Linked DNA regions of Homo sapiens: region 2 is linked to region 1. The links are chromatin contacts, found by Hi-C or POLR2A ChIA-PET in ENCODE. All regions are on one chromosome and are shown on one strand. The core of a region is the stretch at or near the end of the contact, and the rest is flanking DNA. Distances in the headings are between cores, read along the strand shown.

Region 1 (2,700 bases), core at 106-2,605:
ATGGGAAGAGGGCTTGTGGCCCCCTTCTTAGAGGGTACCAGGCCTCTAGTGTCTGAGGGAGACGGGCACCTTGGGAATCCCAGTCGTACAGGGGATCAATGGGGGCCGAGGGCTTGACCAACCCCACATCTCCCCTGTCTCTGGGAGGGAGATGGGTGGGGAGAGCCAGAATCCCTGCATCCCCTGCTCTGGGACGACTCCCTCCTCAGAGCCCAGGTGTGACTTGTCACTCCCTGTTCCCCTCTGGGCTCTGAGCTAAATGGAGGGGTCTGCCCCAGGGCCCCCTTCCCGAGGCCATACACCTCCCAAAGCCCCAGTGGCTAGTACCACCCCTACAGGAACCTTCCTTCCACCCTTTCCAATCCTGGGAAATGCCAGGCTGCTACTGGGGATAGATCATGGGAGTCCTTCACCCTGAAGAGGACCTAGTATTAACCTGCTTTCCTAGTCAGAGGAGCCAAGGCCTCACAGATAGAGACAGTGCAGCCCCCAAAATATGATTTCTCTGAGAACACAAAGCAGTTGGGGACAAGCAGCCACCATAAGCAAAGTTTCCTGCCCCTGCCCCAGTCCGGTCCTGGCATTGCTATCCTCTGATTTCAGGACTGGGAAGGCCCCGTGTGGCTACACAGAGCCAGCAGCCCAGGGCCCTGAAGCCTCTGGCCATCCCTCTGGTTAGACACACCACCCAAAGGTGGGAGCCAGTCAGGTCTTGCAGAGGGAACAGTGGACCAGGGTCCTATGAAGTCCAGATTTAAGGCCTTTAGGATGTCTGCACCACTCCATCAAACGCCAAGCCTGACGCAGCCCAAGGGAGGGGACTGGCTGGAGCTGCAGAAATCCTTTACTGGGAAGCAAGGGAGCTGGGTCCTCATCTCCACCCTAACACTCACTAACTCACTGTGTGACCCTGGGCAAAGCACTTCTCTCCATGCCTCAGCTTCCCTCCATGTGAGCTGAGGGAATGGATAACAGTAGGATCCTGAGCAGGAAGTAGGCAGCAGGTAGACACTGGGTTGGCTTTGCCTTTCAGAGAGGGGCAGTCTCCCGGCCCTCGATTGACAGGCCCAATACCCTGGCCTCCTGTCGCTCCACCCCAAATAGGCTCTGCCTACCCCACAGCCCAGGAAGCAAAGGGGGTGGGCAGCTGCATCCCCTGGGCCCCTGAAGGTTCCTGCAGTGGAGGTAAACTGATGCCCCTGTGGCTTTGAGGGCCACGGCCCTTCGGCAGTACAGCTGAGCTCCACACGCGTTGTCAACCGCAGCAGAAGAGTGGAGGCGAGCAGCCAGGACCCTGGGCCACAGCCTGGCACCAAGGGAGGAGCAGAGGAGCAGAAAAAGGTCAAAAGGCAGACACAGAGGGAAGTGAGAAGTCTCAGTGAGAGGAATGAGGTAGAGAGAGTGCAGAGAGAAAAGAGGAAGAAAACGGAGCAGAGGAAGGAGCGGCTGCACAGAGGGGACAGGGGAGGCTGGACAGAAGAGGAAGGGGAGGACTGTTAGGGTGAGGGTAGAAGGGTGCCAGGCCCTGGAGTCAGGTCACGGGGGCTCTCTCGGGGCCAGCAGAGTCTTCACCAATGAAGGGTCCAAAAAAAGAAAAAAGGGGAGGCTGGATGGGCAAGCAGGTCCCCTACTGGGGAAAAGACCCAAAGAAGGAGCTTGATTCTTCTCCTTCCCCAGCAAGGGAGCACCAGGAATGGGGGGTCCATCTGTCCAGAGAAGAGGTGTCAGCTCCAGGCCCACCCCTGCAGAGACTCCACCCTCAGAAACACAGGCTCCAGTAGGGTTTGCAAGAGCAAACGACTTGAAGATGGGCACCCAGAGGGAAGCCAGCCCCATCCAGAAGAAAGCCAGAGACTGAGAGTGAGCAGGAGAAACCCAGCCTCTTCAACATACACATTCACCAAAGTTCAGGGGGCACTAACTAGTAACCTGTTAACTAGTGACCTGTGCCTCAAGTGCAGGGAATAGGCAGAAGTGAGTGGTCTTCGTGGCACAGACCCACGAAGGCCCTGGCTGGACAGAGAGAGCAGGGTCGTAGTATGAACACGTGTTGGGGAGGTAAGACAAAGCAGTCTGCATGGAAAGGAACTCAGGGGAAAGAACACTGGCTTCCCAGCCCTGCCTCACCTGGGTTCCTTCCCCGCCCAGGCCCTGTGGGTTGGAGACAGTGGGCCCAAGGCTCCCAGGCATCTGTCTCAGAAGTGACATCACAGAGTGGCAGCATGCACTCTGTCATAGCCCTCCTTCAGAGCTGGCTCCCAGCAGCCCCCCTGATAATTACTGATCAGCCTCAGGTGGAAAGGCAATGTACCCTCCCATGGCCCCAGGGATTAAAGGGCTTTGGGATACAATGTGTATTTAGCCTGATTTAAAACACAAACGGGAGTTAGATTTCTCCGTTTGATTCCAAGGGGCAGAACTAACGGGAATTTCACAATAAGTGGGAATTTCACAATAAGTGGGAATTTCAGAAGGGCAGGGTGACACTAAGAAAGAACCACTCAATGATCAGAATGGATCTTGGAGGTGGGAGGTAGAAGGCCTCCCACTGGTAGGGAGTGTATGGGTGATTCATGGGGTGGGGAGGGATGCTGAAGGAGGTAACCCCCTTGCAGCTCAGAGATTCTTTAATTACACCACACCCTTCAGGTCAGCTGCACTGACAGCTGGGACCCCAGGGGCACACCTAGTAGAGGACAG
Region 2 (2,700 bases), core at 190-2,689, 89 kb after region 1:
GGCTGTGCCCTGGACTGTGCCTGGGAGGCAGGGACCCGGGCTCAGACTCGGGGCTAGGCTCAGGCTCCGTGTGCCCTCCCGAGCCACTCACCGAAGGCTTCGATGCACCCGCGGAGCAGCTCCTCCACCGTGCAGCCCTTGTCCAGGTCCAGGGTGCCTGCCATGGCCGCCGGCGCGGGGTGGGCTGGGCCCAGGCTGCGCTCCGGGAGCCTCCCACCGGGCTCGGACCGAACCCCTGTCCCGGGAGAGGCAGAGCGGGAGTCTGCGGAGTCGCGGGCGGGGGAGCGGCCCCGCGGGCAGAAACGGGGCGGGGCGGGCACGCCCCCTGCTGGACAGGGGCGGAGTTGTCCCCCGCGGCCACTCCCGGGGTTAAACGGTCTGGCCCGGGATGGTGCAACCCGCCAGTTGGGAAACGGACCCGCAGAGAGGCTTCCGGCCCACCCTCGGAGTCGCGGGAAGGCCGAGGGGCTTCACGAGGATGGGGACGAACCAAGATCCCAGGACTGGCTGGCGCCCAGCCCCCCGCAGGGCGCCTTCTCCTCGCGCCCTCTCCCCAGAGGCACCTGCAGCACCCCGCAGCTCGGCTCTGCGCCCCTCCCGCTTCCCTCCCTCCACAGCCTCCCTTCCCCCGCAGGGTTATTTTGGGAACCCAGAGCCTGAGGGGACCTCGGAGGAATTTCTCCCTGGTATGGGAGGTGGGGGGAGAGAACCCAGGCGTCCTGCCCGCCTCGCCCCCTCCCGGGAGCCCAGGAAGGCGAGGCGGGGCTGCGGCAGCCCCCAGGGGGCCTGCCCTAGGGGAGGCGGACTGGATGGGAGAGGAACATTCCTGGGGCGGGGGGAGCCCGCTGCGGCCAGGAGGCGTCAGCGGGAAGCCTGAGCCTGGGAACTGAGCGCTCCCAGGCCACCTCCGCAAAGGTCCCAGGGGTCCCGGCTCAGCTTGTCCACAGGCCCTCTTCCTCCCTATCCCCGGCTCCTGACCCTGGCCCCGGCCCCGCACAGGCGAACTGTGAGCGCGCACGGAGCAGGGTGTCCAGAGGGGGGCGCTCGCGCCAAGGGTGGCCGGTGGGTGCATGACACCATTAGCAACTCCGGTCACTGGCGGGGTCATACGCACCCTGGCAGGGGCAAACACTCCACACCCAAGTTATTCGTCGGAGGCCGGGGACCTAAGTGGAGGTGCAGGCGTCCGCACTTACACGCACCGGGCCACAGGCACCGGCCTCCCATCCTCCGTCTCTCACACACAATGGCACCCACACCCTGTGCACACCTGCACGAAGAAACCCTCAGGCACACATACCCAGCTCGTCCACCCCAGAATGCAAACCCGCGGACGAGGTCGCCTCCTGGACGTGCTGTTCACTTGAGCCAGGCCAGCCTTGAGTCCCGCGGCCACACAGGCGCTGACATCCTCACACGTGTGCACACACGCAAGGCAGTGCCTCTCCACGCATGTACACTCCCACACACATGCACACACCCCCATGGGTGCGCACGCCCATTCCGTCGCCCCCCTCCCATTTGCGGTGCAGGGCCCGCCCTGCGGCCCCAGCTCCCTGACTCCCCTCACTCCCAGATTTTGGCAGAGCCTTGCCCCACGGAAAGGTACCCCGGCCCTACACATACTCACTCCCCCAGGCTGGAGGACAGGGGAGCTCCTGTACGGAGTTCTCAGGCGGACTTTTCCTAAGAGCCACCCAGAGCCGTCCCCGCCTGGCTCTACCGCTTCCTCGTGTGACCTTGAGAATCACTTGGCCTCTGGGAGCCTCAATTTTCTCATCTGCCAAATGGGGGTACGCGGGGGAGGGCCCCGCTGGAAGGTGGCTGGGAAAAGCTGGGTGCACCGTGGAGGTCCTCCGCCCTCCGGGGATCCAGCGCGCCTTAGCTCTCGTGGCCGCTGCCCCCTCTCCCAGACCCGGGCCGCAGACTCCCCACCCGCTCGCCGCCCCCAGCCCGCCCGCGCCGCCCTGGGCGGGGGGGGAGTCGCTGGGGGCCGCGCCCTCCTTCGCCTGGCGCCCCGCCCGCGCTCGCCCACTCACTCTTGGGACCTGCCGCAAGGAGCCCGCACCGGCCTGGCCGACCCCACCTCCGTGCGCTCCCGCCCGCCGGCCTCGCTGCGGCTGCGGCTCCCGCCCGCTCTCCACGCCGCGGCCCCGCTCCCCGCCGCCCCGCCCCCGCCCCCGCGCCAGGCTGCCCCCTCCCCCCTCCGCCCCTGCGCGGAGCTCCGCACCGCCGGCTGCGCCACCCCCACCGGGGGCTCCCTCTCGCCCCGCACGCGGCGGTCCCTGCGGCAGCTTAACCCCTCCCCTGCCGCGCCGCCCGGGAGGCCAGGGCCGCGGGCGGGGGGCTGCGCCACTAGCTGCCCCGAGGGCGGGCGACCGGAGGCCCCGCCGCCCGGGACGCGGAGGGGGGACCGAAACGAAGAGCCCCTCCCCCAACCGCGGACGCCCCAGTGCCCCCCGCCCTGCCTGGGTGTCGGGCGGAGGAAGCCGGGAGGGGCAGGAAGCGGACTGCGGTGGGGAAGGGGCGCCCCGCCCAGCCCCCAGCTCGGGTTCCTGTTTTCGAGACAAACCGTTCCCATGGGGCTAACCCGGCCCGGGACCGGGCGTCTTCCTGCAGGCAGCGGGTGGCACAGGCCTAGTGGAGGTCGGGGGCGTGGGGACAGCTGGTCCTTGAGATAGTCTGGGGGATGGGCTAGGA

Evidence for each region. Hi-C counts contacts between places; a loop is a spot of excess contacts on that map. ChIA-PET counts read pairs that join two places held with the same protein, here RNA polymerase II (POLR2A). Pooled maps may share reads with other maps.
Region 2: a loop to region 1 is called in a map of PC-9, with 5 times the contacts of the local background. The contact joins the promoter of RASGRP2 here to the enhancer-like site in region 1. A Hi-C loop is called at or near these places in 4 of 168 maps with a recorded cell type or tissue (K562, PC-9 and mammary epithelial cell), 1 of 37 single-sample maps with no recorded cell type and 7 of 50 pooled maps. POLR2A ChIA-PET finds 5 or more read pairs at or near these places in 5 of 52 experiments (AG04450, H1, PC-9 and 2 more).

The regions. Positions count from the first base shown.
Region 1 is chr11:64,653,961-64,656,660 of GRCh38, forward strand. The region is part of intron 11 of NRXN2 (neurexin 2); the gene reads right to left. Among named protein-coding and RNA genes, the nearest start is that of NRXN2-AS1, 11 kb to the left of the region's middle. RefSeq lists enhancers at 1-105, 1,067-1,226. Within about 2 kb of position 1,356, at least 4 of the 41 ENCODE cell types and tissues checked have a DNase peak (open chromatin) inside an H3K27ac peak, as active enhancers do.
Region 2 is chr11:64,742,703-64,745,402 of GRCh38, forward strand. RASGRP2 (RAS guanyl releasing protein 2) reads right to left here and starts at 1,440. Exons shown (of 17, transcript NM_001098671.2): 1 at 1,301-1,440; 2 at 92-235. The coding sequence starts at 164. RefSeq lists silencers at 107-436, 747-796, 957-1,006, 1,997-2,106, 2,357-2,556.